Regions from separate parts of the Mus musculus genome. Here region 2 is linked to region 1. The links are chromatin loops, found by intact Hi-C in ENCODE. Cell type or tissue: left cerebral cortex. All regions are shown on one strand. Links, peaks and the distances in the headings refer to the core of each region. The heading gives the core; the rest is flanking DNA. Region 1 has its middle 8.9 kb from the start of Mir6349. Region 2 has its middle 38 kb from the start of Gm35222.

Region 1 (15,809 bases), core at 3,363-11,362:
CACTGGGCTGTCATGACACCGAGATACAGGTCACACAAGACCAGCCCTTTACTCTGTGTCTTTCCTTGCTTCTCTTCTGGCCCTTGTCACCCACTGCCTCCGTACATTTGAACTGTGCAAGGGTTTAATTGTGCCCTCTGAGACCCATGCTGAAATTTAATTGCTATTTTAACAGTGTTGAGAGATGGGTAGGTCAAGAGGATTCTGCTTGTGTGGATGAAGCGTCTCCCCCTCCCCCACTGCCCCCGATCTCCCCTGTCACTTCTTCTGAGATGCCTGGCATCTGCAAGGTTCTGACCCAGCAGAACAACCCACAATATATATGATCCCTTGAGCTTGGACCTCCCAGCCACCAGAACCATGAGACAAATGAAATTCTATTGTTCATAAATTACCTCGCCTGTGGTAATGTGTGATAGCATAGGAAAATAGACTAGGGCAGGCTGGTGTGACAAGTTAAAATAGACTGGGTGGACTGTAAACAGCAGAAACGCCTTTCTTAGCTCTAGAGGCCAGGTGCCTGCATGGCCAGGTTCTGGTACAGACCCTGCTCTGAGTCACATGTTCCTGCTCTGAGTCACATGACCAATAGCTTGCTATTTGCCCTGGATTAAGCTGATAATGCCACTTGTAATGGCTCCACTTTCGTGTCCTGTCCACCTTCTCAAAGCCTGACTCCCTAACACATTGACACTGGGTATCCATAGAAGAATCCTGGGGTTTACACATGTCCAAAGCATCATACACAACATCCCTAAATATAGACAGTGCTCAGTATTCTGCATCAGCCATCTTTTGTCCTGTGTGTACTCTCTCCTTTTCACCTTCCATGAGCTCAAATCTCATCTAGGAAGACACCTCTTGGACTAGTGTCCCATGGTAACTTTACTCTCGCCTCCACATTTGTCCACCTCTGTGCACTTTTTTTCTGGGGACTTAAGATTGCTATCTCTACAATTATCTCAGATCTTCTACTCCTGCTCCAGCCAGTTTCTCTTGCTACCTTCACTTCTAGTAGGGCAACCTTGGTCTCCCCATTATTGTCCATTAATCCATTCAGTATCTATGAGACATCTCCTTTCCATGACCCCAAAGCCTGGCTCATGTCTAACCTCTCTTGTTCCCTTAAGCCAGCCTGTGGTCTATCCTCCTGAGTCTCACCACTGGTTTCAGAATGTATTTTCTAGTTTAATGGTCCTCTTTTAAAAAGAGAGGAGGAGGAATGCTATCTTCCACTGGAAATGTGTTCAGCAGTTAAGAGCACTTGCTACTCTTCTAGAGGCTCCAAGTTCGTTTCCCGGGACTCAGTGCCAAGTGCCTTGCAATTGTCTGTAACTCCAGCTCCATCCAGGCAGCCACTGTTCCCTTTTGGCTTCTGAGGGCACATGTGCCTGAGAGTACACACACACACACACACACACACACACACATGCTCACACTTAAAAACTTTTTAAAAATAGTTTTAAAGAAAGGGTGCTGTCTATTTGTATAAACAGAGTGCTTCAACTTCTTCTCTCAAATAAGAAGATCTGAAATCAGAAATAAGAATCTCCATTGAAGAAAAAAATTAGAAATTAGCCGGGTGATGGTGGCACACTCCTTTAACCACAACACTTAGGAGGCAGAGTCAAGTGGATCTCTGTAGACTAACTCGGTCTACAGAGTTGAGTTCTAGAACAGCCAGGGCTACATGGGTGAACCTTGTCTTGAAAAACAAAAAGAAAATAAACAAAAACAAAAAAAGAAGGAAAGAAAGAGAAAGAAAGAAATTAAAAATTAGTCCCCTAAGGGGAAATCATAAAATAAATCACTTAAACTGTAAAAACAGTTTATGTGTTAGTCTGCTGTGCTCTAAAAATCCATGCATCGGACTCTTGAGGAAGCTGAATAGCTAACCCTAGAATGGGAGGGGGACGCTCTGCTCAGCGTAGTAAACAACGTGAGGCGTAAGACCTGGTGTCCAGCAATGTCGGGCAGATTACTTACTGTTCTGCTTTCTATTCAAGGTCAAGTAAGAAGGACATAGCTTGTTTTGCTAGGAAGCTATCTTTCCCCCACAAGACCATATTTACTTCCCTGGGTGAACAAGTATGGTGTTACTGTAGATATCAAGCTTCAGGAGAGGAGCTTTACTTATGGGTCAGAGGTCACAAAACAGAAATTATCATTTTCAATTACTTCAGTCTCCTCACTCATTCCTGAACTTACTGTAGACTCAGTGGATAGTTTTTCATTTTCCTTTATTTACTCAAAAACTCCAACATTTGAATTTGCCACCTGTTAGTCTCTTAACAGTGATAAAGGACTTTCATCATTTCTGGGATGAGTTTACCCCCTAGAAACACAGAGACTTAGGTCCTAATCCCAGGACCATGGAGGGTGACCTTGTTTGGAAACTGCATGCTTTCAGATACTCTCCGACTGAGCTCCTTCTGGGTTGGGGTCCTCAGGGAGCATTGGTCTTCATTTTGTTTCTTAAGATTTATTTCTCTGATTTTATGATGTGTCTGGGTGTTTGTCCTGCTTGTGCGTCTGTGCTCCCTGAGCATGCCTGGTACCTGTGGAAACCCCAAGGAGGCATCAAATCCTCTGGAAGTGAAGTCACCACCAGTTGTGAGCCACTGCGTGGGCTCTAGGTGACCACCTGGGTCCTCTTCAAGAGTAGCCAGTGCTCTTCGCTGCTGAGCCATCTCTCCAGTTCCAGGACTGGTTTGCTTTTGAGAGAAGAGAGAAGGAGATGGGTACAGAAGAACTCCCAGAGAGAGAAGGTCAGAGGCAGAGACGAGAGGTTGTATCTACAAGCCCAAAGAATGCCAGAGATTTCCAGAGAGACCAGTTTCCAATTAGGAGAGGAAGTGGATGCCAGTGTCTCTAGGATCGCCTTCTCCATCCTCTTCAGCTTCCTGGTCCTTGTGCTTGTCAAAAGATGAGACACACAAGACAGTGTGGAGTTTATTGCATCTCTCAACGAGACAGAGTGGACTATGGCTGTGAGCACCATCATGCTGCTCTGTATTTCAGGCAGACTTCATGCTATTTCTAAATTCTCAACTGTAAGCAGCTTTTCCTGAGGGACCCACCCTGTCAAAGTGATTGACAGGCCTCTTTTGCATTGATTTGTTTGTTTGTTTGTTTTTTGTTTTTCAAGACAGGGTTTTTTCAGTATAGCCCTAGCTGTCCTGTAACTCACTTTGTAGACCAGGCTGGCCTTGAACTCAGAAATCTGCCTGCCTCTGCCTCCCAAGTGCACTGATTTTTATATGATGGGGAAGCACCTGTCTTTGATCTTTACCAGAAAGCCTCCTGTTTTGGGTTAATCTTGTTGGAATCAGAGCTCCCAGAAGCCACATTCTGATAGTCATAGATCCATGACCTTCCAGGATGTCATACCAAGGCCACACTTGGTTCATGTTCCATACCTCCAGGCAGTAATTAGAGCCCTGCAGATCCAGTCCTCAGGTTTATAGATTGCTGCTGCTGCTGTTGCTAGCAGCATCTATGTCCAGTGTCCAAGTCTGCTAGTATCTCGTCAGCCATTTCCCATTAACACCTGAATTGGGGGCTGCCAGCTCCCAGAACTGTAAGAAAATAGATTTTCATGGCTGTGAGCCATCCACTTTGTGGTCATCATTCTTGCAGCCCTGGGAAACCAAAGCAGTGGATGCTGCTCTCTTTGGCCTCAGAGCCCGCCATAGAACATGCAGTGTTTTAAGTACCTCACAGATCCAGCCCAGCCTCTTCAGAGAACCTGACCTTTCTGGCTCCCTGCAACTGCAACCAATACGGTTCCTCCGACACACTTCTAGCTCTCCTCATACCCCAGAGCTTCTGTGAGTCATGGCCTGCCATGATTCCCCTGAAGCCTGGAAGAAAAAAGTGAGTCCCAGTCTTGAGGTGGAGAGATTTGAGAGACTGGTGCCCAGTGACCAGGAAGCGTTTCACACTGAGCCCAAGGCTTGAGCATAACTCTTTCCTTCCTATCTGTCCAACCACATTGAGGGAGGTGGGCAAATCCTAGAACTGTTACAGCTCAGGTCCTGATCACACAAGGTCTCTCTCTCTCTCTCTCTCTCTCTCTCTCTCTCTCTCTCTCTCACACACACACACACACACACACACACACAGGCAAAGCTGATGAGGACTCCCTGTAGGGCGTGGGGAGGACCGAGGCACAGGGCAGCCCACCACAGGTTACAGAGATTAAAGAGGGCTAGCTGTTCCACTGAAGACTTGGGAAGAAGAGATTAATGGGAGTGGCTCGAAGGGCACAGGTGTGTGCAGTTCACCATTTTTACCAACATTCCTTCCCTTCCACCTGTGTGATCTGGTTTGAATGCATCCATGAACAGAGAGGTGTCAGTGCCAGTCTCTCTAAGCTTGAAAGACACTTGGTAAAAGTGATGGGAGCCAGCTCCTACCCCCTGCAGGGATGTGAAACTCCTGCTCACCCCTGCACTCCTGTGGGCCCCTGCTTTGTTAATGCAAACAATAGGATAGTGACAAGCAAAGTTACCAGTTTGGAAAACACAATATCTAAGACCAATGAGACGCTCAGCAGGTTTAGGGGCTTGCAGCACAAGCCTGGCCACCTGAGTTTGATTCCTGGGACCTACATAATGATAGAAGGAAAGAACCAGCTTAACAAAGATCTCCAAAGTCACACCATGGCACATATGTACACACACACACACACACACACACACACACACAACTTATACACAATAGCAATAATAATAACAAAGTTAGTTTCAATAAAATGTATCCTCTTGCTGTGTACTATATAAATTACCATACATGCTTAAGCAAAATTAACTAAATCTGCATGAACCCTTTCAAATGTTCACATATTCACACATACACATGTACAGATACACACATTCACATAAACACACATACACATATACACATATACACATACACATATACACATACATACCCACAAACATATCCATCATGCAGTACTAAACTTCCCAGCTGCTTCTATTGTTGTCTGTATCTTGAAATTTAACGTGTGTGTGTGTGTGTGTGTGTATGAATACATATGTGTGTGTTAGTGCCCTTAGAGGCCAGCAGAAGGAGCCAGATATCTAGGAGCTAGAATTACAGGCATTGTGAGCCACTGGACTGGGGTGCTGCCATCTAAACTGGGGGGGGGGGGGGGTTCAGGATGGAGCAGCAAGGGTGCTCAACTGTTGTTAATTGCTGAGTTGTCTCTTATGATCCCATTGTGTCAATGGAATGATGTGTGTGGGGGGAAAAAAAAAACCTCATGTTTTAAGGTCGTATGACTAGGTTGGGCTACGGAGCGTCTGTGCAGTTCCACAGAAGTCATTGAGCTTCTCTGACCTTCAACTCTATACAATTCTATCTTAGTTACTGTTTTATTGCTCTGAAGAGATACCATGACCAAGGCAACTCTTATAAAGAAAACATTTAACTGGGGGCCTTGTTTAGAGTTTTAGCATGTTGCTCCACGCTCATCACAGTGAGAAGCAGACAGGCCTGGTGCTGGAGCAATAGCTGAGAGCTTTACATCATGATTCACAGACAGCAGGTAGAGAGTGAAATTAAACTTGACAAGGGCTTTTGAAACCTCAAAGTGACAAACTTTCTCCTCCAAGGCCACACCCTCCTCCAAGGCCTCACCTCCTCCAAGGCCACACCCCTCCAACAAGGTCACAGCACCTCCAACAAGGTCACACTTCCTCCAACAGGGTCACACTTCCTCCAACAAGGCCTCACATCCTAATCCTTCCTAAACAATTTCACTAACTGGAGAACAAACATTCAAATATATGAGCACATCGCAGGGTCTTAGCAAGTAGGGTTCAGGGCAAGATCAGAGAAGACAGATCAGATAAAATCACCGAAGACCAGGATTCTGAGCTGAACGACATGGAGAGACACTGCCCCGACAGTGTTGTCAAAGGCTACACAGTCCCGCACAGGAGCAAGATGGCAGCTCTCTTGGCAGAGTAACCACGGTATAACTTTGGATGTCATTCCTATGAGTTTATCTCTGTGCCTTTTCTCTCCAGACCCAATGACCCTGAAGATGCAGCCCATCCTTCAGAAATCTCTGTCTCAGCAGTGATCGTGGATTCTGTTGTGCACAACAGAACACCCAGCTCCATATACAATCTGCATGGCCATAAGGATGGGTAAATACCCTTGGTGCCCCCACAAAAGCCCTTTCCCAGAGAACCATTGTAAGACATTTCTGTGAAATGACTCTTACAAAATGATTCTCTACTTAGCACCTGCGGGTTAGTATTTTATGGGATATCCCACATCTATTGCAAATAAATAGAACCAACACTTCACAGAGCTCTTGTAGTAGCTAGCCATCACTGTTATCTTACTCAACTTTGGCATCACCTAGGAGCTTGGTGAGGCACAGCTCTGGGTATCTAGGAAGGTATACCCAGAAAGAATTTATGACAGGAGAAAGACTCATTTCTATATGTAGGTGGAACTATCTCGAACAAGCTGGGGGCCCAGACAGAGTCAAAAAGGTAAAAAAGAAATCCAGTTGAACCCTGACAGTCCCTGCTTGCTTGCTTTCTGCTAAGGACAGAGTTGTTCCACTAAGCCTGGCCCCATCCTCCCCTGGTCCCCCATGATGGGCCGAGTCCTCTAAAACCATGAAAAAATAAGCTCTCTTTCAGCTGCTTCTGCCAAAGATCGGCCGCAGCAACGATAAACATTAACTCATATGACCTTCCCAAGTTAAAAAGAATTAATTCATTTAGAGACAAGCAGGAAAGAAGTCACTGAGGTAGAAGGTATGTAGAAACAGAGAACCCAAGGGCTCTTTTCCATTACTTTTCACAGGAGGCATTGATATAATGCAGGTTTGACCTTGGTAAATTCACCGAAGAGAATTCACACTTTCAACAGGGACGTCCTGGAACTCTGGCTGCGATGCGCCTCCATGTCAGACATCTCGCACATTTGGGCAAACTCCAGAGCTCATGCCGTTCTTAGGAATCGTCGTCTTCATTTCTGCTTCGTGCATAAATGTGATTTTTGCTACTGCAAATACCACCCACCGGGGCAAAGATAAGTGATACGGAGTGGGTTTTGCAAGTGTCTTTGGTATTTTTAGGAAAAGGCATTTTGAAATGTTCAGTTGTGTGAGACAGCCTGTTGTCGGGCAGAGAAGCAGGCCTGCTTGCCTGAGAGTCATTTCTGCGTGGAAGAAAGGTTTCTATCCTGGGCCTGGCTGCATCCGCCCTGGCAACGCTGACGCACAGAATGTTATTGGATTTGGAAAAGGCAACTTGGGGAAATGCGAAGCCTGAAACGCTGAACCAGGAGCAAGATGCCTCTTGAGGCGCCTGTGGGCATACACCCCAGGTCTCCCCGTGAGCCTCAAGCCGCAGGGGCAGAAGAGAGACAGCAGCAGCACATGGGGCTTCTGGGTCTTTTCCCAGCTGTTGTAACAAAAAGCCATATGCCAGCTGGCTTATAAACAAGAGAAAGTTACTGTCGCGGGACTGGAGGCCACACGTCCAGGATGAGAGGAACCGCTCCGGTTCCAATGAGGGCTCGTACACAGCCTCTTCCCTCTGTGGTTTCATGGCTTCTCTCCTTGAGACCTATCTACAGGTACCTTATGGCCCCTCACATAAGCTCCACTTCCCAGACCAAATCACCCTCAAAAGACCTGATTGGTAAGAACTTGAACGTAAATTCAAATCTCACGATGTATGGTGGTCGTGTGCATAGTTACTGCACGAGTTACATGGTGTTTTAGTTTTGTGGAACAGTGTTACATGTAGCTCATGCTGGTCTTAAAAGCGTGATCCTCCTGCTTCTGCCTCCCACATACACCGCCACACCCAGCTTTGGCCATTACATCTTAATAAAAAAAAATTTTTTTAAAGACTTTTTTAAAAAAGAATTTCAGGAGACACAAACACTCTAACCACAGTCCTGGCTTCAGATACTCTTACCATATGAATAAATAATAATGTCTTTAAAAACTGAATTGGTCTTATGCATTTAAAACTGGATACAATTCTGCTTACTGCTAGGAATTTAATATTAAAAATTGCCAAGCCACTAACAATCATCACAGAAAACTACCATATGGAAAAGTTATCAACATGTCTGTTTTGGAAGCACAAAATCACTGCAATGTTTTCAAGTATCAAAAAAAAAAAATCCATTACACACGTTTGGGGGGGGGGGGCAATTTTTCCTCCCCTAGGGGTGAAAACAACCCGCCCATTAATGAGGAAGGGAGACATTCATGTTCTCAGAAAGCGTGAAGGGCTGATTGCAGACAAAGAAGTCCTGAGAGCCCGGGCCCGCGGCTCCCACGCCTTGCGGGTCGTTCATGCGGGTTCTCTGCTCAGCCAGAAACAAGGCTTCCTTTTTCAGAAGCATGGTGGGAGTCAGGCCCTGCCATTGAAGATGATAGCTACTACATCTCCGGGGCTATTTCAACCTTCTGGAATAGACCGTTGGGGAGTAGGAGGCACGGGCAGTCATGAGTGTGTGAGCCAAGCTTTAAGTCAAAGAGTCAAAGTCTCTCTCTCTCTCTCTCTCTCTCTCTCTCTCTCTCCAACCCCCCCCCCAATCTCTCTGTCTCTTTGTGTTACAGACAGCGGGGACGCGGGGGGGGGGGGGCGGTTGTGGTCAGGGGTGTGGACGCTTGAGCACAGACTCAGCCAGAAAGCTCCGGTGACCCTGCCGCTTTCTCCGTGTGCAGTGCTGGGGTTACAGGCATGGGCCCGGCCAGACCCAGCTGTTTACATGGGTGCTGGGATTTGAACTAAGTCCTCGCGCATGTGCAGCAAGCATTTCTACCCACCGAGTTTTGTGCCCAGCTCAAAGTTCATTCTAAAAGTCTGCCTTGCCCTCGTTCTCTCTCTGCATTCCTAGCATGCTGCAGATAGCTCCTGCCCACCCTCTCAGCTACCCCAGATCTTGTGAGGAAATGCCACTGAACCACTCCAGGTGCCAATTCTCCTCAAATAAAGTGGACAAGCTCTCCCTGGGCTTGCCTTGCAGGGCTACCCATGCAGCTATGAGGGAAAGTTGTTTGGGAGTTCTGGGTCACAAAGGCATGAAAAGCCCCCGAGGGAGGGGTTTCCAAACAGAGAAGAACTTCACCCACACTGGCCTCAGATAAAATCGACAGCTCTGTCCTGCATCACTCTGCAAAGTTACCCTTCTTCCCACCCTCTGCATCTTCCTCAGGGGATTTCTGAAGTTCCTGTGGTATTGTTGGATCAGCAGACGGAGCGCACGCGAGTCTAGTTCCCACAGCTGAACGTTGGCGCTCTGATTAGCATATCAGCTTACTTAAGGTAACACTGTAGTTTCTCAAGAGGTTAAAAGGATTTCTTTACCACTGATAAGGTTTTACCATACCTTCTTCTCGTAGGAAAGAGAGTTCATAACACAGGCTGCTGAACAAGCAATGTCTCTACGGAGTAAGATATCTAGCATTAGTACTGGCCTCTAGATCCCACATGACAGTCCCCGAATGACCTCTTGACCTGCTTTATCCTGGCCCCCACTCCATCAAGCCTTTCTTAGCTAAAGAACCAAAAGCAGGATTTGAGCACTTCTTCGGGAGTTTCTTGTTTCGTTTATTTGCCCTCTACAGAATTTCTAAAAAAGGTTTGCCTCTGTCGAAACCCCAGCAGGACCAACTCTGAACCAACCACACAAGGGCTGCGCCGGCACACCAACAAACAGTCAAGAGAGATGGGGGCTGGCATCACAGGCTAGGAGGAGCAGATGGACTGAGTCACCAAGACCTCCAAATCCAGGGGCTCAGGATAAAGAAAGGAAGAAGGTCCGTGGGAACAGACGTGGGAAGTGATCGCCAAAGGAACCAAACAGGAACTGGGAAAGGCTGCGTACGTTGTAAATCCCCTATAGCTCATTTTCTATAGCTCATCGTCCACACCAGATATGGGGAGGACACTGGGGACACATGCCTATTGGGCTGTCTGGGCCTCCGCTTCCTCAGTAGCCAAACAGGAAGGTACCGACCTCAAGAGTGTGCTGTGAGCTTTAGACCGGCTTCATAGCCTCCAGCTCACGAGGTCTGACATTTGAGTATAAGGTATAATAGGCTCAGATCAACCTGTGTGATAAATATCACTCCCTCTCTGCCTAGGTCAGTGCACATAAAGTTTTCTTTGACAGTCAGACAGACACTGGGTTCTGAAGGCTAGAGGCAGTCCCTGACCCATACATGATATAAAACAGGGGTTGTCAGGCTGTAGGAACTGATCAGATCAATAGATAAAGCAGCTAGAGAGTACGGAAGGCATCTCCTGGAAGCAGATTTTCATTTGTCTCTACATCAAAAAAAAAAAAAAAAAAAAAACCAAAACAAAACAATGGTTTTGATGGCTCAGCACTAAGTGTATGTAATGCACTTTTGGAGAATACGTGTTTGGTTCCCAGCACACAGATGATATAGTTCACAATCACCTCTAACTCCAGCTCCAGGAAATGTGATGCCCTCTTCTGGCCTCTTCAGGTACTGCACTCATGTGGTGCATATAATCACACACACTATAAACAACAATAATAGTAGCAATACTAAAACCACATCTAAAATGTCAACCTCTAGACCCTTGGTCATAAGACATAGGGATAGCTACACATATATATGCCTACAGGAAAGCAACACCACAGAAGGAGAATGCACTCCTGGCAAAAGAACTCAAAGACAGTGTCTTGGAAGCCATGGTGCGTGATTGAGATCTTGAGATACAGGAAAATTCATCGGGTTAAAAAGGAAGGAAGAACCCATACTAAAAACCTGGAGCTGGGAGTGTCCATGTGGGATGGAGGTCAGTGTAGGTGCCAGTGGGGATTGACAGTGAGCTAGCTAAGAGACCATCAGGTTAATTCAAACCCTGAGACCAGAGAGGGAAAACTTGGTACGGTAATCCTTGAAAAACACAGAAGTTAGTACAGGCTGCAGAGTCAGAGCCACGAGTCAGATGTCACTCACAGGACTCTGGGGTTTCACAGTTGTGGGTAGACATTTCTGAGGGGTGGTTCAAAGTACTGTGATGGCCTGAGAGTTCAGAATGATAGCAATTTATCAGTTGGTACAAAATGTGTCAGTATGTCACCTCCTGTTTGGATGGCCGTCATGCACTACACGATCCCAGGCCTGGCTGTGGAGCTTTTGAAACCCACTGCCAGGGATGTGGGCATCAGTTTCCCTCAAGATGACCTGCCCATCCATTCTCAGGCTGCTCTCTAGACATCAGCTTTCAGCTTCTGCATAACTTCATGTGGACCTCCACCAGGAAATTGTGAAGCCCTGTGGCCCCTCATCTCCAGTTGTAACTCCTCTTTTCATCCTTCACGGTTCATATTGCATAGCTAGTTGTTATGACCAAAAGGAGGCTCTGGGTAGAATATTCTAAATTAGACTGTGATCCAAAAGAGAGAAGCAATAAGAACTGTAAGGGAAAAATTGGTAAATAAGAACTTTCCCAGGACAGAATTCCTGAACTGAAAGTCAGGAGATGGTCAGATAAGAGATAATATTCAAAGGCACAGTGCATCTTCCAAGCTTGTATCAATAGGCCAAAACCAAAAGCATTATTAATAGGTGTGTGGAAGTTTGGAGAGTGAGATGGGGCAGAAAGGAGGAAAGATAAACCAGGTTAATGTGACAAATGCTAAGGTGGAGAAGTCCGAACAGAAATGGCAGGTTGTTGAGAAAGTGGGCATAGAGCTAAGAGAAGGTGTCAGGCACAGAGGTGTAGACCAGAGTGACAGGTTTCAGACAAGAATCGTAGTAATGGAGGACCAGATCAATGGGCTGAGGGTATGTCCCTAGAAGCGTGCTCACTGATGCAGTGGAGGAAAGCAATGGTCCAAGAAAGGGCTGTCCTAAGGGAGCAGGGTCCAAGATCAAGTCTTGTATAGAGGAAGCACAATGATGAACCATTAACCAGAAAGAACTGGACAAATGAACTGCTCTATTTTCTCTCTCGTTTTTGATAATTACATTCAGATGTAATTCACTTACCATATAATTACCCATTTAAAATACACACTGACTGGCTTTCCCTGTAACTAGAGTTATACAACCCTGATCAGCATCGATTTCAGAACATTGCGTTATCTTCATATCCTTTATCCATCAAATGCCAAGCCGTCACATTCCAAGAAGAAATTCACTCTGCTTCTATCTTTACCTGTGCCGGCCATTCACATAGATAGACTTCTTGGTCCTACGGACTGCCTTCTTTCACCCAGAACAATTGTCTCATGGTCCATTCGTGGTGCACTCTGTGTCAGGATGCCACTCCTATTATGACCAACTAATAGTCCATCATGTAAGTAATTCCGTGTTTTGTTTATCCATTCAGGCGATAAACGAGTCATTTCCAGGTTGGAGTCCTAATCAATAACTCCGCTGTGAGTGTTTGTGCACAGGCTCCTTCATTTCTCATGGGCGCATCTTCACACACTGAACCGCCAGGCTCCGTGGTAACTCTATGTGTCCCTTCTGAGAGAACTGCCCAGCTGTTTTCAGAAGTCTTCTGTTCCCACCAGCAGCGTACAAAGGTTCTGGCTTCCACACTTTCTGGCAGTACATGTTACTTGCATTTTGTTTCTTTCCTAAATTATAGCTAGCCGTTGTGGTTTAGGGATAGAGTGTTCTTCAAGAGGCTCTTGTATGGAAGACCTGCTCCCTGGCTGATAGATCCAGGCAGTGAAGGGGTGAGTGGATCCCGAGGCTGTGATGTCATCAGTGGGTTAGCCCTCTGGGGATAATGAGTCTATCAGGAGGTAGTGGTAAGTGGAAAGTGAGACTTAGTTGGAAGAAGTGGGTGTAAGTCACTTGGGGGCATACCATGGAAACATAACTTGTTCCTGTCTTTCTCTGTCTCTGTCTCTATCTGCCTCTGTCTCTTTCTCTGTCTTTCTGTCTCTCTGTCTATCTGTCTGTCTCTCTCTGTCTCTCTGTCTCTCTGACTCTATCTCTCTGTCATTCTCTCCGTGTCTCTCTGTCTCTGTCTCTCTGCTCTTTCTGTTTCTCTGTCTCTCTGTCTCCCTGTCTCTACTTCTATGTCTCTCTATGTATTTCTGTCTTTCTCTATCTCTCTGCCTCTGTCTCTGTCTCTCTCTCTCTCTTCTCCCCCTCTCTCCCTCCATGCCCCTCTTTCCTGGGAGTTCAGCAGTGAGCAGCTACCACAAGCTCCTAACACCATAATATTCAGCCTTACCTCAAGTCCAAACCAATGGATCCAAGCAACCACGAACTGAAGCCTTGAAACTTGAGCCAAATCAAACATGTCTTCCCTCTAAATTGTTCCTCTCAAAAGTTTGTCACAGCTATAGAAGACTATCACAATAGCCAACCTAATGAATATGAAATAGCATCTCATTGTGGTTTTAATCTGCATGTTCTTAATGGCTCCTGATACAGAACGACTTACTAGGTGCTTACAGGTCCAGCGTACATCTCTTTTGGGGAAATGTCCATTTGGGTCCTTCACTCATTTGAAGTGAATTAGTTGTTCTTTATTCCTTAACTGTAAGAGTTCTTTTATGTTCCAGATACAGTAGCACCTCACCCCTCCCCTCCCCGACTCCACGATCCACCCCCCCCACCCCCCTGCCCATGGCCGTCTTATCCATCCATGGCTTTGCTTTCTATACTTTTGGTTCCCATTGGTCAAATGGCCTGAGAATACTAAATAAAAATTCCCAGAAATAAATAACCCATAAATTTAAGATAACTTTGTCTTGTAGTAATTCTTTTAATACTACCCGTTTTATTATCAGCTTTTATTAGTCTCTTATTGTACTTAATATAACCTTTAAGCTTTATTGTAAGTGCATCTGGGAAAACCCAGAGTAAGGTTCGAAATGATGTAAGGTCCAGGGGTCCTGGCATCCGCTGGAGATCAGGGACTCTATGACTAAGGGTGATTGTCCACTATTGGCTGAAAATGGTCCCTCCCACTCTGTGTTCTCCCTTTCTACATTTTGTGACAGTATTTTCACAGGCTTTATTTCTGAAGAGGTCTAGTTTTGTGGTTGTTGTTGTTGTTTATGGGGAGGGGGGGGTGGTTATAACTAAAAATCCTTTGCCAAATGCAAAGTCTTAGAGATGCATTTACTGCGTGATTTTTTTTTCACATTTTATACCTTTATCGTCTACACGAGGGCACGCAATCCATGTTGTCTTATTAAATGATGTGAGGTAGGGCTCCACTTCATCCTCTGTGTGCTCATGTACAGTTGTCCCTGCATCATTTGTTAAAAGGAAATAATAATAATAATTTTCTCATTGAAAAGGCAGGGTCAGAATCAATTGACTATAAATGTGAATATTTATGTCTGGGCTCGCATTGTAATTCTTTAATGCTTTGCTCCTGCCAGCTGCCCACACACCAGGCTGATATTGTTGCATTACTTTAGATACACATCTTTACTTCTTGGTTTCATAGCCCAAATGAGTTCTTTTAGACTACCAGCTCCTGAGAGTTCAGACAGGACCCAACTGAATCTGATTTGCATGGTCATTGATATCACTGTGGCTACTCACCCCCCCCCCCCACCGTGACACTATTTCATGGTAATCAGGGTCAAGCCCAGAACCACACCATTCTCATGTTCCACAAGTGCTGTGGCATTGAGCTACATCTCCATCCTTGTGTGGGGTCCCTGTCTGACCGTTTTCTCTCATCTTAAGGCCGTGGAAAAATTACAGCCTGGAGACACCAGACCTTGTCTCGATGCTCTGATGTATGCTTGGTTTAATGTCCTGACAGATTGCTGGAGAAGTAAGAGACAGGACAACGCCCTAGAACACTTCATTTCCACAGAAATGAGTGGAATCAATCTCTCGACTGTGTGTCCGTAAGCCGACATCATAGCAGAATACTCCGAGTACACGGAACTCGACCCCTCTGTCCTTCAATCTAATACCTGTCCTGTAAGAACATTTTTAAGGGGAGACAAGTGTGGTGGGGGGACCCATGAACCCCAGCACACAGGAAGCAGAGACAGGTGGTTTTCTGAGTTGATGCCAGCCTGGTATGCACAGTGAGACTCTGTCTAAAACAAAAGGAAAACTGCCCTCAAAAATGCAGTCGTAAAAGTTAACTCAGCAAAGGCATGGGACTCTGTTAACTGGGGCCTCGCACAAGTTTCCCAAGCAGCTCAAACCATAAGAGCAGAACACCCAGCGGCGGAGAGGTGAGTCTCAGCCTCATGTGCATCACACCCTTTCTGGGAGGCTGAGTGATATCGTTTGTCCCAGAGGCGTTCAGGGACAATGAGGCTTGTAAATTTACCTTTCTAACAAATGTCCGGGAGATGCTGCTGATAAATCAAGGAACATACTTTAAGAATTATGCTTCCAGTCAAGAAGGCCAAGCACTGACTGCTGACATCTTTAATTTCTAAGGGCAGAGTCTCTAAATAAAGCCCAGGCAATCAGCCCCGGCCCAGGATGCTGCAGGTTACCCAGGTCTCACTAATGTAAAAAAAGGAAAGGGATAGGAAACCACAGTTGAGCCTTGTTGCTTGAAGCATCTGTAGAGTCTTCATGGATCTAGAGAGGAAGAAATTGGAAATGCCCAGCATAGGTGCATCCAAAACAGCCAGTGACATCATAGGCTCACAGTCGCTGTCAACACAAGCACTCAACTGGAGCCAGTGAGAAAAGCTTCTTTCTCCCAAAGTCTTCAACAAAGCATGTTGATCAAATAATGCATGCCCATACAGGAAATGCGTTGTCTGCTGCCTACTGGGGAGGGGCTATAAATAGCTCCTCAGAGAACATTTTTCTATAA
Region 2 (15,809 bases), core at 3,126-11,125, 110 kb before region 1:
TCTGTCCCGGGATTGAACCCAGGGCCTTGAACATGTTAGGCAGGCATTGAACCCTTGAGTTGTACCCAGAGTCCTTTAGACATTTTATTTTGAGACAGTTTCTCACTAATCTGGCAAGGCTGGCCTTGAACTTGACCCAGTGAGGCCGTGAATGTTCAATCCTCCTGACTCCGAGAGCTCAGGTTACCAGCCTGGAGGCAACAGTGCTTTTCAGTACTCTGTCCACACTCCTGTCAAAGGAAACCCTAACAAAAACTCAAAACCTCTCCACTGGGCCTTTCTTCTGCTTGACCCTGTGCGATTCTCTGTCACACTCCGCGGGGATTTGTTTCCCAAAATTCCCACCAAAGAGTGCCCAGCAACTGAACTCCGCAGGGTGTGGTAATGTAGGACAGACAGCCCAGAACCTCAGGCTCTTTGCAGTGTTCTGGATTCTATTTAGAACTCAAACAGTGGCTTGCCTCTCATTCCGCGTGGTGGACAAGTTTGCTTAAACTTTTTGAAAAGTTCTCTATTTTCCATCATTGAGTGAAATGCACACTTTAGTATGTCAGACTGGATGCTGCCTGTCACAGACTTCCAAAGAGAGCCACTCCCCAGTTGTAGGAACTGCTGTGGGTTTTCATTTGTAGTCATTCCTCTGTTCTGCCAATAATGGCAAAGCTGACATGTAGGCTGTGCAGAAAGTAAGCCTACCTGTTTTCTTTTTTTTTTTCTTTCCATTTTTTATTAGGTATTTAGCTCATTTACATTTCCAATGCTATACCAAAAGTCCCCCATACCCACCCACCCCCACTCCCCTACCCGCCCACTCCCCCTTTTTGGCCCTGGCGTTCCCCTGTACTGGGGCATATAAAGTTTGCCTGTCCAATGGGCCTCTCTTTCCAGTGATGACCGACTAGGCCATCTTTTGATACATATGCAGCTAGAGCCAAGAGCTCCGGGATACTGGTTAGTTCATAATGTTGATCCACCTATAGGGTTGCAGATCCCTTTAGCTCCTTGGGTACTTTCTCTAGCTCCTCCATTGGGAGCCCTGTGATCCATCCATTAGCTGACTGTGGGCATCCACTTCTGTGTTTGCTAGGCCCCGGCATAGTCTCACAAGAGACAGCTACATCTGGGTCCTTTCGATAAAATCTTGCTAGTGTATGCAATGGTGTCAGCATTTGGATGCTGATTATGGGGTGGATCCCTGGATAAGGCAGTCTCTACATGGTCCATCCTTTCATCTCAGCTCCAAACTTTGTCTCTGTAACTCCTTCCAAGGGTGTTTTGTTCCCACTTCTAAGGAGGGGCATAGTGTCCACACTTCAGTCTTCATTTTTCTTGAGTTTCATGTGTTTAGGAAATTGTATCTTATATCTTGGGTATCCTAGGTTTTGGGCTAATATCCACTTATCAGTGAGTACATATTGTGTGAGTTCCTTTGTGAATGTGTTACTTCACTCAGGATGATGCCCTCCAGGTCCATCCATTTGGCTAGGAATTTCATAAATTCATTCTTTTTAATAGCTGAGTAGTACTCCATTGTGTAGATGTACCACATTTTCTGTATCCATTCCTCTGTTGAGGGGCATCTGGGTTCTTTCCAGCTTCTGGCTATTATAAATAAGGCTGCTATGAACATAGTGGAGCATGTGTCCTTCTTACCATTTGGGGCATCTTCTGGATATATGCCCAGGAGAGGTATTGCTGGATCCTCCGGTAGTACTATGTCCAATTTTCTGAGGAACCGCCAGACTGATTTCCAGAGTGGTTGTACAAGCCTGAAATCCCACCAACAATGGAGGAGTGTTCCTCTTTCTCCACATCCACGCCAGCATCTGCTGTCACCTGAATTTTTGATCTTAGCCATTCTGACTGGTGTGAGGTGGAATCTCAGGGTTGTTTTGATTTGCATTTCCCTGATGATTAAGGATGTTGAACATTTTTTCAGGTGCTTCTCTGCCATTTGGTATTCCTCAGGTGAGAATTCTTTGTTCAGTTCTGAGCCCCATTTTTTAATGGGGTTATTTGATTTTCTGAAGTCCACCTTCTTTAGTTCTTTATATATGTTGGATATTAGTCCCCTATCTCATTTAGGATAGGTAAAGATCCTTTCCCAATCTGTTGGTGGTCTTTTTGTCTTATTGATGGTGTCTTTTGCCTTGCAGAAACTTTGGAGTTTCATTAGGTCCCATTTGTCAATTCTCGATCTTACAGCACAAGCCATTGCTGTTCTGTTCAGGAATTTTTCCCCTGTGCCCATATCTTCAAGGCTTTTCCCCACTTTCTCCTCTATAAGTTTCAGTGTCTCTGGTTTTATGTGAAGTTCCTTGATCCACTTAGATTTGACCTTAGTACAAGGAGATAAGTATGGATCGATTCGCATTCTTCTACATGATAACAACCAGTTGTGCCAGCACCAATTGTTGAAAATGCTGTCTTTCTTCCACTGGATGGTTTTAGCTCCCTTGTCGAAGATCAAGTGACCATAGGTGTGTGGGTTCATTTCTGGGTCTTCAATTCTATTCCATTGGTCTACTTGTCTGTCTCTATACCAGTACCATGCAGTTTTTACCAAGTAGGTTTTATTCCAGGGATGCAGGGATGGTTTAATATACGAAAATCCATCAATGTAATCCACTATATAAACAAACTCAAAGACAAAAACCACATGATCATCTCGTTAGATGCAGAAAAAGCATTTGACAAGATCCAACACCCATTCATGATAAAAGTTCTGGAAAGATCAGGAATTCAAGGCCCATACCTAAACATGATAAAAGCAATCTACAGCAAACCAGGAGCCAACATCAAAGTAAATGGAGAGAAGCTGGAAGCAATCCCACTAAAATCAGGGACTAGACAAGGCTGCCCACTTTCTCCCTACCTTTTCAACATAGTACTTGAAGTATTAGCCAGAGCAATTCGACAACAAAAGGAGATCAAGGGGATACAAATTGGAAAGGAAGAAGTCAAAATATCACTTTTTGCAGATGATATGATAGTATATATAAGTGACCCTAAAAATTCCACCAGAGAACTCCTAAACCTGATAAACAGCTTCGGTGAAGTAGCTGGATATAAAATTAACTCAAACAAGTCAATGGCCTTTCTCTACACAAAGAATAAACAGGCTGAGAAAGAAATTAGGGAAACAACCCCCTTCTCAATAGTCACAAATAATATAAAATATCTCGGAGTGACTCTAACTAAGGAAGTGAAAGATCTGTATGATAAAAACTTCAAGTCTCTGAAGAAAGAAATTAAAGAAGATCTCAGAAGATGGAAAGATCTCCCATGCTCATGGATTGGCAGGATCAACATTGTAAAAATGGCTATCTTGCCAAAAGCAATCTACAGATTCAATGCAATCCCCATCAAAATTCCAACTCAATTCTTCAACGAATTAGAAGGAGCAATTTGCAAATTCATCTGGAATAACAAAAAACCTAGGATAGCAAAAACTCTTCTCAAGGATAAAAGAACCTCTGGTGGAATCACCATGCCTGACCTAAAGCTTTACTACAGCCTACCTGTTTTCTAATCAGGGGGACTTGAACTCAGTTCTCTGTTTACTTCTAGCTGTGTGACTTCAGGCAAATGGCTTGCCCTCTCTGAGTTTCAGTTGCATTATCTACAAATGGAGAGTTATGGGAATATCTATCCCATTTGGATGTAGGAGCATGTAATGAAATAGTGCGTGTAAAGTACTGAGTGTGTATCCGAAGATATTCACTAATAGACATATAAAGACCAGACATCTTTGTTGCTCTGGTTCAGGTGTAGTCTGAGTGCCCCTCCAAGGTCTATATGTAAAGTCCCATATGTCTCTAAGGTGATGGTATGGAAACCTCAGTGGACCTCATTTAGGTAAGACACAAAAGTTCTGTGGGTCATTAAGCCATCTCCTTGGAGAGAATTGTGATAGCCTACCTCATATGCTCCTTCTGTTTCAAGTCAAGATGTAATTATTTGCTTCTACACACACTCCTCTGTTATGCACTGCCCTTGCCAGAGGCCAAACCCCTAGAGCTGCCCTACCGTATATGAGAACCTCCAGAGCTAAGATTAAAATAAATCACTTCTCTTTGTAAAGTTAAAAAAAAAAAAAGTACCGAGTGTGACTTGGATCTGAAGTGTTTGTCTTGGGTTCATGTGTTGAGGTGCTTTTTGGGGATGGCCTGGAACCTCTGGGACACCAGCCCCAGCTAACAGAAGTGCTTCACTGGGACCTGGCCTGGAAGTGATACCAGCTTCCTGAGGTCTCTGTTCCCTGTTCCACCAAGATGTCAGAAGCCTCCCCTGTACGTTCCAACCACCATGAACCTCACCATGAAGGATGAAACTGAGGAAGGATGTCTTGGAAATACACCAAAGCTGTATTTCCTCAGCTTCTAGCAGAGAAGGTCAGGCCTCAGCAGAATCAGCATGAGTCACCAGTAGGGACCAGGACCACCAGGGACTCCAGGAGAAGTTCTCAGCTGTCCCTCTCTCAGGAAAGCAGAGACCAGTGAAGACTCAAGACCAAGAAGCATTGCACAGCTAGCTCTACAAGGCCAACCCAGCCTCCATTACAGTTTGTTGAGTCCTATTCATACTCCTTCGAGGCATCACGTGTCCTCCCACCTCTGGCCTTACTACCTATCTTGCTTCATCCCATGAGTCTGTCTTAGCAAAACTTCAAGTGAGGCTGTCTCAGCTGACATCACTCAGCCAATTGGTCCGTGGAAGCTGCAAGAAGCCGCCAGCATGCCACCAGAAGTTTTTTGGTGTGCTTCTCTGTGTGTGTGTGGGGGGCGGGGGGGGGGATTTATTTTGGTTCATGGTTTGAGAGGGTTGCTGTCTGTCTTGAGGAGGAAGACAGGGTAGAGTTCATAGCATAGAGAACATAAGGCTGGTGCTTCTCACGTCATAACAGCAGACAGGAATCGAAGAATTTTAGACCAGAACCTGAGGAAAATCTTCAGAACATCGGTATAGCCTTCAGGGAAGTCCATGACTTCCCAAAGCACTACCACCAACCAGGGACCAAGAATCTAAATACGTGCGCCTTGTAAGGGACAGCTCATACTCAAAAGCAAATGCCTACCTTCTTACAACCCAAACGGCCTAATGTTGACATCAAGTTATTGGACTCCTTAGGGTTCTGGCTGGGATATAGTGGTTAGAGAGGGCCATATTTGGGCCTTCGACCCAGATCTGCCTCCTGTATCTTGCCAGCCCCACTTCTTATCCTAAGAATCCTCAGAAAATACTGAGGGAGAAGCCTCTGGGCCACTGTAGATAGCTGGCTTCTAGCTTCCCTTGATAAGTAGCAGAGAGGAGATCCATCCTGCATATAGAAGCACTGGGGGCCTGTGGGTAGAAAATTGAAAGTGCTGGCTGTCCTAAGCATGGGGTCAACAGACCCAGGGCCAGTGAACATATTAATGGCCTCATGGTCAATATTTGCAGGTACTGTGGATCAATGTGGTTTGAATGCATCCAACGTTGATGTTCTGAGCGCTTGTTCTCCTGTGTGTGACAATACGGAGAGATGGTAGCTCCTTAAGAAATAGAATATGCTGGAAAGTGGTTAGTCCCAGGAGCACTTGCCCTCTGAGGTGCTTGTCGTGGCTTTTCTTATGTCATCCTCAGCGTGCGAACTTTTCACATGTGTTCCTGCCACCACATTCTGACACAGCCAGAAGGCTGTCCTCAGAGGTCAATCAGATGGGGCTATTGATCTTTCTGCCCCCCAACAACGGACTAAACTGAGCAACCCTCTCTACTGTGTAAAACCCATCACCAGATATTCTCTAGGACTGAGAGAGCAGTCTCTCTAGCAACTATACGACTCAGTTGCCGTGGGGTGGCTGACAGGCTGAGAACAAATGGCTGTGTTCCCACAGAACATCACCATGGGCCCCCTCACCCAAATCTTATGTATCTGCATCACAACATGCTTCCTTTCAGACTTTACAATAACTGAGATATAGAAAACCTTTCTCAGCTCAGAAGCTGTAGGAAAAGCAGGGCAGGGTAGCAGTTTGCATATCCACAGCCTTGGAGATAAGAAACTCGGGTCATCACCTCCCATTCATCCCTGGGCCTCACCTTGTATAGAGTAGGACCCTAGGACATAACACAGAAGCCAGGACCCTCTCCATCCCAGCCTCAGGATGCTGCCGGAGATGCCTGCCAGGCTGAGCGTTCCTGGTGCTCCACACCAGGCTAATTAGAGGAGTTGGTGGGTGATGGGGAGAGTTGTTTGACTATGACTCTGGTCCTGGCTGCTTTATAGCATCTTTCCTAGCCTTCCATTGCATTCATTAGCCTGCCTTTTCCAATAGCCTCAGAATTGTGAGATGTGACAACTTCGTTTTCTCTGACAAACAGACCGTGGCTCGTCAACTACCTGATTTTTAGAAAACTCACTTCAGGGCCCACTGTGGAATCGTCTTCTCCCTACAGCTCTCCCACAAGACTCTTCTAAACAGCAATGATGGCGTTCCCTGTGCCCAGCATCCGAGGTGACCCTGCTTTGGTGTTGGGCTGATGCCAGGCTGAGGAAAAGTATGATACCTCTCATTTCCTCCCAGTGGCTGGATTTAGGCTGCTGTCTCGAATGCTATCCCGTGTAGTTGCTGGATAATCTATTTTCCGTTTGCTCGCTTATAAGCGATTTCGAAGGCTCTTGTGCAAATCATTGTTACATCCCTATATTTAGCTTTGAGCTGAATCAATCTGATGGCTTCCAAGCAGAGAGAGGAGAAAGAGGGGGGGCAATTTTGATATTTTGATAAAGGTGCCCTTTCCTTCAATTTCCACTTTAAAAAATAGAACTGTGTGCTCTGGAGGTGGGTGTGATCTGTGGTAACAGATGCAGTCAAAGGAAATTATGTAAAAAAGATCATACTTATGTCTAAGTGACCGTGCATCGAGGAGCCACTTCCCCCTCTGTTTGGCTCAAATTACCATGGGAACAGTTTGTGTCTCTGGAGAGGTACTTGAGGGAGCACCGCATCTGGCAGACTACCTTCCACACAAGCCCTGCACAGCCTGATGAACAGAGCTTATCACTCACTCCTCCCTTAGCACTGCTGGCCGCTCTGGAGACTGGTCTCCCACTGCTAAAACTTGGGGGTGCCTTCTGAGCCTGTGATAGTTAATAGGGGAGGAAAGCCACCCGGCATTAAACCCTCAGGTTAACAAGTCCAGCCTGGAAGAGCTTGGGTTAAAGGGCATAGTCTAATCCTTCTTATTCTTTGGTGTATAATAATTCAAACCATGTCCTGCCTGGCAAATTTGTTCAAAATGGGAAAATTCAAACACTCAGAGCCCTTCCCCTGCCCTAGTGCCAAATGTCCTCTCTTCTCCCTTGACACATCACCAGGACAGGACACTCAGGAAGCCATAGAAGATATTAGAGGATCTGAGGACCCAGCTATGTCTCACCCCTCCCCACCCTTCCCCACCACATTGTCTTGTCCCATCCCTGTGGAGTCCTTCCTTCAGTTGTTCAGCTCTGTCTTAGGTATCAGAGCAGCTGGTTGTCAGAAGCTGGCTGCATCCTGGATGGAGCTGGAGCCAGGAGGAGTCTCATCCTCAGATCCCACCTAGATGATGCAGGGTGCCAAGGGCTGGGGACTGGAATCCAGTCATTCTAAAAGTTCTTCAAGGAGATTCAGACACATGGAGGACAGCTGCTGTGTGATGACTGCCAGTTCTGTTTAGAACCTGTATCCTCTAACCACATGCGCTTCCCAGCCTACCATGTTAGCCAGTAGCTCCCACAGCCCGCACACAGGGGGCCATATGGAGCACTCCTATTTTATACTCTCCTTGATCTAGATAATTAGGCCCACAAAACAGGAGATGTGTTTATTTTATTCACTGGGCACAACGCCTGCCAAGTTGTAAGTATTTGCTGCAGCTACAAACCAGTGGATGAGACATAGTGCTTGCCTTCAGGAAATCATCCCTCAAGACACTTTATCTTGGCCAGAGCCGGGTGTATTGGTTGTAGGGTACCAGTCTCAACAGATTAGCTGATTGGGACTGCGTCCTTCTCCACCCAGCTTTGAAAGTTCAATCTCTGCGCAAGCTAAGTGGTCTAGGCTCTGCTTGCCCTGGAGAGACTGAGCCCTTGGCTGGGTCTATGATCGCCTTTGTCCTTCATCTGGTGCCCATTGGGATTCTTTAAGGGGACAATATCTGCACTCTCCAAGTTGTATGCACCTCTCTACTGAACTCACAGTCCCTAGGCACCTCCTCTCTCATCAGTTATATCCCTACTGTGTTAATTGTTGTATCCTTTCCCCCAACTAATCTCCCTATGGCACAGTTCTCATCTCTGACTCCCTGGTGGAATCCTTTGGAATCTACTGGAAAAGTTTTCAAACGCCCACTTTCATTCACAGAACAATATTATGTTTCCATCAGTCTCTGGGCACTATTCCAGGTCCCCAGAACTACTAATGCTCCCTGGGTGACCACTGAGTCAAGGCCTGCTGTGCTAGGGAAGCCCAAGTACAGTCACACTTAACTGTCCTTTATATTGACATATCGGCAGCCACGGTTGTGAGACTGGCCAGCAAGCAAGCCAGAGATAGCATTGATTGAGCACTGGCTCTGCGGCAGTAGCTGTTCTAAGTGCTGCATGGGTGTTAGCTCATTTACTTGTCACGATCTGAGTTCAGATCGTAATAGCCGATGCCTCTTATGCTTTGTGGCTACCCCAGGTCTGTGCTAAGTACTTCAACTACATCTGTTTATTTATTGCTAAGGCAAGCGGAAGCACGGAGAGCACAAGCCATTGGCCTGAGGTGAGGGACTGAGAAGGATGTTGGGAGGGGACACCCACCCAGGTACCTGGCTTGAGAACTCAAGAGCATCACCTATAAAGCCCGAGTGAGTCTGTGTGGAAAGATCTAGGAGAGGAGACCCTATAGCCCATGTGAGATGGATGAACACCTGTTATGTGATTCACTTCATCTGAGGAGCATGACTCGGGTCAGAGCCTCTGGTCACTGTGAAGGGTGAGGCCAGTAAGGGACCTGTGGTGGCATTTTTGTTGCAGGAGTAGAATAGGCTAAGCATTTGTATGTGGCATGCACTTCCGTTTTCTGACTTCTGAGGTGAACATGTTTACCCATAAGCTAGGAGACCTCCTCAGAGGGAAAGATGGCCATCTTCCTCATCATTTACTCAGAAGACACAGAGACAAAGGAGAGCCATTTGGTTAGGGCAGGTTCTTTTTTGCCTTTTGAAAGAGCGACTGCCCAGATGGTCCCAGTTATTGCCTTTAGGGGAAGACTCAGAAACACAAATGTTGAACACGGGCTAGCTAAGCATCACTTGCTTGGCGGTCCCAACATCCATCTCTACCTCTATTGGAAATGTCCCTGTCCTTTGCCTCGTTGGGCCCATGGCCTAGGAGTGGTGTCCCACCTGTACCCTGATTTGGGGGATAAACAACTTACACAAGTTAAGCAGCCACAAGATTTTCTTAGGCACAAGTATGGCCTCTGTCCATTTAGGCTGCTGTGATGGAAGGCCATAGACTAGGTAACTTATAAGTGACAGAACTTCATTTCTCATTGATCACGAAGCTGGAAGTCTAAGATCAAGGTGCAATTAGATTGTCTCTGGTTTATAGACAGCCATCATTTTTTCTCTGTGCTTGCTCATACTGGCAAGGAAAGGGAGCTCTTTGAGGGCTCTTTAATGAGGGCTTCACCATCACGATCTTGTCAGATGTCCCACCACCAAATATCTCTTTATTGACAGTAAGTTTCTTAATAAATATGAATTTGGGTGCATTAGATGCAGATAGCACCTAAACCAGACAGCCAAGATTCAGTGCTGAACATTTGACAGAGCAACCTTTGTAAAAGAGATGCTCTCTCGGCTGAGAACATAAGACATAAACTGGAACACTCGTCAGCCATCTTGGCTCTATATGGTAAGGACTGAATGGAGGATGATGAGAGCAAGGAATGTGTCCTAAGGAGAGCTCCTTTGCCTCAGGTCTACCTACATCTTTCAGCTGTGGGGATCAGTATCATACTACGCCAACTTATCTTGGTTGGTGTGTGTGTGTGTGTGTGTGTGTGCACATGTGCATACACATGTGTTTGCATGTGTGTATGTATGTGCTTGTAAATGTGTGTGCATGTACATGAGTGTACTCACATGTGTTAGTGCATGCACATGCAGGTGCATATGTACATATGCATACATATGTACACAGAGGCTACAGCTCAAAAGTAGGTGTCTGTCTCAGGCTCATCTTACCTTGCATTTTGAGACTAGGTTTTCTACCAGATATAGAGCTCACAACTCAGACGAAGCCTGAGGAATACCTGACCTGGCCTCTCTCCCACACTGGTGTACCAAATGTGTGCTGCCGTATACAGCCTTTTATCTGATGCTGGATATCTGAACTCTGGTCCTCATGCTTGTGTGACAAGCTCTCTATAGACTGAGACATCTCCCCCACCCTGGAGTGGGGGTCCTGACCAGTACTGTGAAGGTTCTTACAGGAGCATCAAGTCCAGTGTTACTTCATCCTCTAAGAGACTTGAGAGCCATAGTTTCCATATCTGTGAAGTGAGAAAGATATTACCCACCTAACACAGCTGCTGGAGAATCAACAGCAATTCTTTTGTGAAGTGTTGGCAAATGGTGGGTCAAGGTAAGAGTGAACCCACTTCACAGGTTCCAGATGAACTGAAACTAATCTGGGGTGCATGGCATACAGCAAGAACTAAGAGAAGACATAGAGCTATGAGCAGTGACCCTTGGTTCAGTAAACAGAATATTAATTGGCGTAGAACAGTCATTGAGAATCAGAAAACCCAGAGCTCAGTTACAAATTAGCAAGCAGTGTAAACGATTGAGAAACTCCCATGCTTCCAAGGCATGAATGGAATGGGATTACCTCAGGAAGTTGCCAGACTCCCGTGAACTTTGCTTGCAGGGCTGGAAGCTTCCAGCAGTGGCAGATCCTTCTGGATCTTTTTTGAAAAGTCACTAATGTTTATGTCATCTTTATTCCTATTTTAATAATTTCCTCCCTCACTCAAGAATGTTTTATTTTCTTTCCTTTTGTGGGGGAGTACAAATATTAGAAGTAAAACTGATCAGATCTGGCTGATAAACCATTGATTTGACATCAATATTTGAACCCATTGAGACATGTCTGTTAGCCACACCATCAGTTATCTGTGATTTATTAAGAGGCACTATATACCCAACACCATCCAGGAAAATATGGGGCACAAAGGCAGAATAAATGCTTGAAGTTGAGAGGGCAAGTCAGACTTAGTCTCATGGAGTTGGTAACATCTGAGGGGTGCAGACTTGAGGCACAGTACAAGGTTAAAGAAGACAGAGGCCAGGGTGGTCTATTGTCATAGGCAATGATTTATGGGAGAGAATGGACAAGAGGCTCATTGGAGGAAAAGAAATGGGAACCAGCAGTTGGGTCATGAGAAGCCACAGCCCAAGCAAGGTCCTTGGGACCTGAATACATGGAATCCCGTGAGTCCATCCCTGTCCACAACTTGCCACCTCATTCCTTAGGATGGTATGGTTCGCTGACATGCTCAACCGAAGTCATGGGGGGAAAGGAGTGGTGGGTGTTGGGATAGGAGCATGTGTCTATTAAGGAAAGGAGAGGGAGAGGAACAGGACAGAGAGAGGGAGGGGGGAGGGAGGGAGGGAGAAAGCAAGAGAGAGAGGGGGGAGAGGGAGGGAAGAAGGGAGAGAGAGAGAAAAACAATGGGATTAACATAGACTTCCTCAATGGAGATCCTTTCCTTGGCTTGGTCCTGAGTGGTCAGATGTGTACAAAGTCTCTGAAGTCCCACACGTTCACCTTCCAATAGACTGGGATGAGGGCTGGTTGAGTGGCATAGGATTTTATCAACACACAAAACAGATTCTTGCAGCATGCTCAAGCCTGAGACAAGTACTTGCCAGGTTGGAAAAACGAGCTTGTGAGAATGGAGCATCCGGCAAGGGAGAGCCTCGTAGGCTCCTGACAGACTTAAAACTTCGGGACCTGGGCTGGGTTCCTCCTAGCTGAGCTGCTCCTTTAGGTAAACATCCTCTGTTAACCCCTGGCCTCTTGCATGTATGCTACCTTACCTAGTACATCTGCAACTGTGGAACAGAGATTCAGGCAGCTGGCAGTTCCCAGTCACATTGCAGACTTAGGAGTTCCTGCGGTGGGGGAAGCGACGTGGTCAGAGGAAGGAAGGTGTTTATGGAGCTGAGATAGTAACACCCTGGACTCTCCAAGAGCCACTGCCTCAAAGCGCGTTAGTGAACAACAGCTCAAGCTTGCCTGTCGGGTGTATAGGGTGAGAAGGGGAGGGAAGGAGGGCATACAATATCTGCCCCAGTCCTCAGCACCTTAGGATGTAGCTGTGGTGGAACACTTCTCTCCATAGGCACACCCCTGAACACTGGCCCTTTGATCCTGGCAAACCCCTCAAAAATGGGGGTGGGGTGGGAGTCACTATCCCCTCTCTTGCGGTTCTTCTACTTCCGGTGCCTGGCTATTCACAATCATCCAGCTCCATCCTCTCCAGCTGCCAGCGCACTATGGCTCCAGTCTGCCGCCCCTGTTATTGCTTTCTTGCTGAGTCCTTCACACTTCCACCTCTGCCTGTGCTGCGCTCCTAAAAGCAGGCAAGTATTGAAGGCCACACAGAAGAAGCTTTTTATTGGACCCAATGTTGCAATCCCAGGGGAGGCAGCGCAGTAGGATGTCTCCAGCTGAGTTCCTAAGAGCTTTAATGGTGCCCTTGTGTAGTGAGAGACGTGGGTGTTTGAACCAATTACAGCACTATACCACACGCTAATAGAGGTTTGTATCTGCACCAATCATGCCAGTTGCCTTGTTAGGCCACCAGGCAAATGTTCCCGTTCTAGCCTTCTTGGAAAAAGTTCTAAGGTCACTTAGAGTTCACTAAATGAGGTTTGTTATGGGAAAAAAAGTCTGCTGCAAAGTATTTGAAAAGCCCTGGATAGGGCTGTGACTTTAAGATGTGGGTGGTTCCACAGCAATTATTATGTAGTTTTCTCAAGGTGTCCAAGGAGTATTCAGGACAGCTGTTACTGGTGTGAGGGTAGTCCACCTGACTGATGGTCCTTTTGTTTGAGGTAACCAAGGCAACAAGGGAACACTCAACAGCTGCCAATTATGGAGCTAAATTGCCCTGTCTCTCACTGTCTTTGCCTATTTATAGGGGTAACATACAGCAGGAGCCCTTCAATAAGAACTAAAGAACCCACTATGGTCACTTGATCTTTGACAAAGGAGCTAAAACCATCCAGTGGAAAAAGACAGCATTTTCAACAAATGGTGCTGGTTCAACTGGCAGTTAGCATGTAGAAGAATGCAAATTGATCCATTCTTATCTCCTTGTACAAAGTTCAAGTCTGAGTGGATCAAGGACCTCTACATAAAACCAGATACACTGAAACTAATAGAAAAGAAAGTGGGGAAGAGCCTTGAACACATGGGCACAGGGGCTCGGAAATTTCCTGAATAGAACACCAATAGCTTATGCTCTAAGATCAAGAATTGACAAATGGAACTTCATAAAGTTGCAAAGCTTCTGTAAGGCAAAAGACATTGTCAATAGGACAAAATGGCAACCAACAGATTGGGAAAAGATCTTTACCAACTCTACATCCAATAGAGAGCTAATATCCAATATATACAAAGAACTCAAGAAGTTAGACTCCAGAGAACCAAATAACCCTATTTAAAACTGGGGTACAGAACTAAACAAAGAATTCTCAACTGAGGAATATTGAATGGCTGAGAAGCACCTAATGAAATGTTCAACATCCTTAATCATCAGGGAACTGAAAATCAAAACAACCCTGAGCTTCCACCTCACACCAGTCAGAATGGCTAAGACCAAAACCTCAGGTGACAGCAGGTGCTGGCAAGGATGTGGAGAAAGAGGAACACTCTTCCATTTCCGGTGGGATTGCAAGCTGGTACAACCACTCTGGAAATCAATTTGGCAGTTCCTCAGAAAATTGGACATAGTACTACCTGAGAACCTAGCTATACCATTCCTGGGCATATACCCAGAAGATGCTCCAACATGTAATAAGGACACATGCTCCACTATGTTCATAGCAGCCTTATTTATAATAGCCAGAAGCTGGAAAGAACCCATATTTCCTTCAACAGAGGAATGGATGCAGAAAATGTAGTACATTTACACAATGGAATACTACTCAGCTACTAAAAATGATGAGTTCATGAAGTTCTTAGGCAAATGGATGGAGCTAGAAAATATCATCCTGAGTGAGGTAACCCAATCCCAAAAGAACACATATGGTATGCACTCACTGATAAGTGGATATTAGCCCAGAAGTTCGGAATACTGAAGATACAATTCACAGACCACATGAAGCTCAAGAAGAAGGAAGACCACAATGTGAATGCTTCAGTCCTTCTTAGAAGAGGGATCAAAATACCCATGGGAGGAGATACAGAGACAAAGTTTGGAGCATAAACTGAAGGAAAGACCATCCAGTGGCTGTCCCACCTGAGGATCCACCCCAAATAGAGTTACTAAACCCAGACACTATTGCGGATTCCAACACGTGCTTTCTGATAGGAGCCTGATATAGCTGTCTCCTGGGAGGCTCTGCCAGTGCCTGACAAATACAGAAGCGGATGCTCACAACCATCCATTGGACTGAGCACAGGGTCCCCAACAGAAGAACTAGAGAAAAGACCCAAGGAGCTGAAAGGGTTTGCAGCCCCATAGGAGGAACAACAATATCAACCAACCAGTACCCCCAGAGCTCCCAGGGACTAAACCACCAACCAAAGAATACACATGGAGGAACCCATGACTCCAGCCACATATGTAGCACAGGATGGCCTTGTGGGACATCAATGAGAGGAGAGGCCCTTGGTCTTGTGAAGGCTCTATGCCCCAGTGTAGGGGAATGCTAGGACAGGAAAGTGGGAGTGGATGGGTTAGTGAGCAATGGGTGGGGGGTGGGGGAGGGGATGGGATAGGGGGTTTTCAGAAGGGAAATGAGAAAAGGCGATAAAATTTGAAATGTAAGAAAATATAATAATAATAATAATAATAAATGAACTAAAGAGCCCATGATCTTAGCAGGTGTAAACTGTGCTTTGACCATACTGAGAGTGCTCGGTGCCCCAGGGATGGGTAAGTTCCCCTTGTGTACCTTAAGACTAGTGTTCTCAGTGAGGTGTCGCCTCTGATTCCGACCAGCAGAAAGGAAGTGAGGACACTAGACACTACTTTCTTCTCAAAGCAGTTTATTCAGGAACCTTTCAACATGCATGCATGAATCTCTCTCTAGGAATAGTCTCTTGTGTATCTCTCCAGCAGGAATCTTAATAATAATCTCTCCACCCCCAATTGCAATCCCTTATATAACCCCTCAACCACGCCCCATCAGCCCAGTCCACGTAACAGCAGTCCATTGGTCAGAATCATCACTCGTCATATGGTTCGATCTTGCATCATGGTGCACCTGCGCAGTTCACCCAGTGGACATGGCTTATTTTCAGGTGTATGAGGAAGTCAGGTGCAAGTCATAAGACTTGGCTGCAGTCCCGGGTGCCATCTTGGGACTGCTGCCACACCCGCTCCTCACAGTTAGGGAAGAAAAATGTTACTCTGCTGCAATGAGATTGACTACCTGGGGGAAAGCATCCTGGCAGTCTGCATAGGGAGCCCCTGAGGCAGTGAACAGACACTGAGATCAAAGGAAATTGTACCGGTCCAGCCGAGACCAAGTAATGGGAGCTGAGAAGTGAG

What was found. Hi-C counts contacts between places; a loop is a spot of excess contacts. Peaks named below come from ENCODE experiments on the same cell type or tissue, not always from the same donor. Only the 100,000 strongest peaks of a DNase experiment are listed, where the experiment ranks them.
Region 2: a loop joins it to region 1, with 8 times the contacts of the local background. A loop is called at or near these places in 1 of 42 quality-filtered maps.

The regions. Positions count from the first base shown.
Region 1 is chr1:39,170,218-39,186,026 of GRCm38, forward strand. No RefSeq gene overlaps it. Among named protein-coding and RNA genes, the nearest start is that of Mir6349, 8.9 kb to the right of the region's middle. In left cerebral cortex, for the core only: CTCF peaks have their summits at 7,331 and 10,532 (motif pointing left); DNase peaks (open chromatin) are centred at 7,162, 8,377, 8,940, 9,248 and 1 more place; H3K27ac peaks cover 2,364 bases.
Region 2 is chr1:39,057,259-39,073,067 of GRCm38, forward strand. No RefSeq gene overlaps it. Among named protein-coding and RNA genes, the nearest start is that of Gm35222, 38 kb to the left of the region's middle. In left cerebral cortex, for the core only: no CTCF peak of the experiment used is centred there; DNase peaks (open chromatin) are centred at 6,261, 6,881 and 7,775; H3K27ac peaks cover 2,301 bases.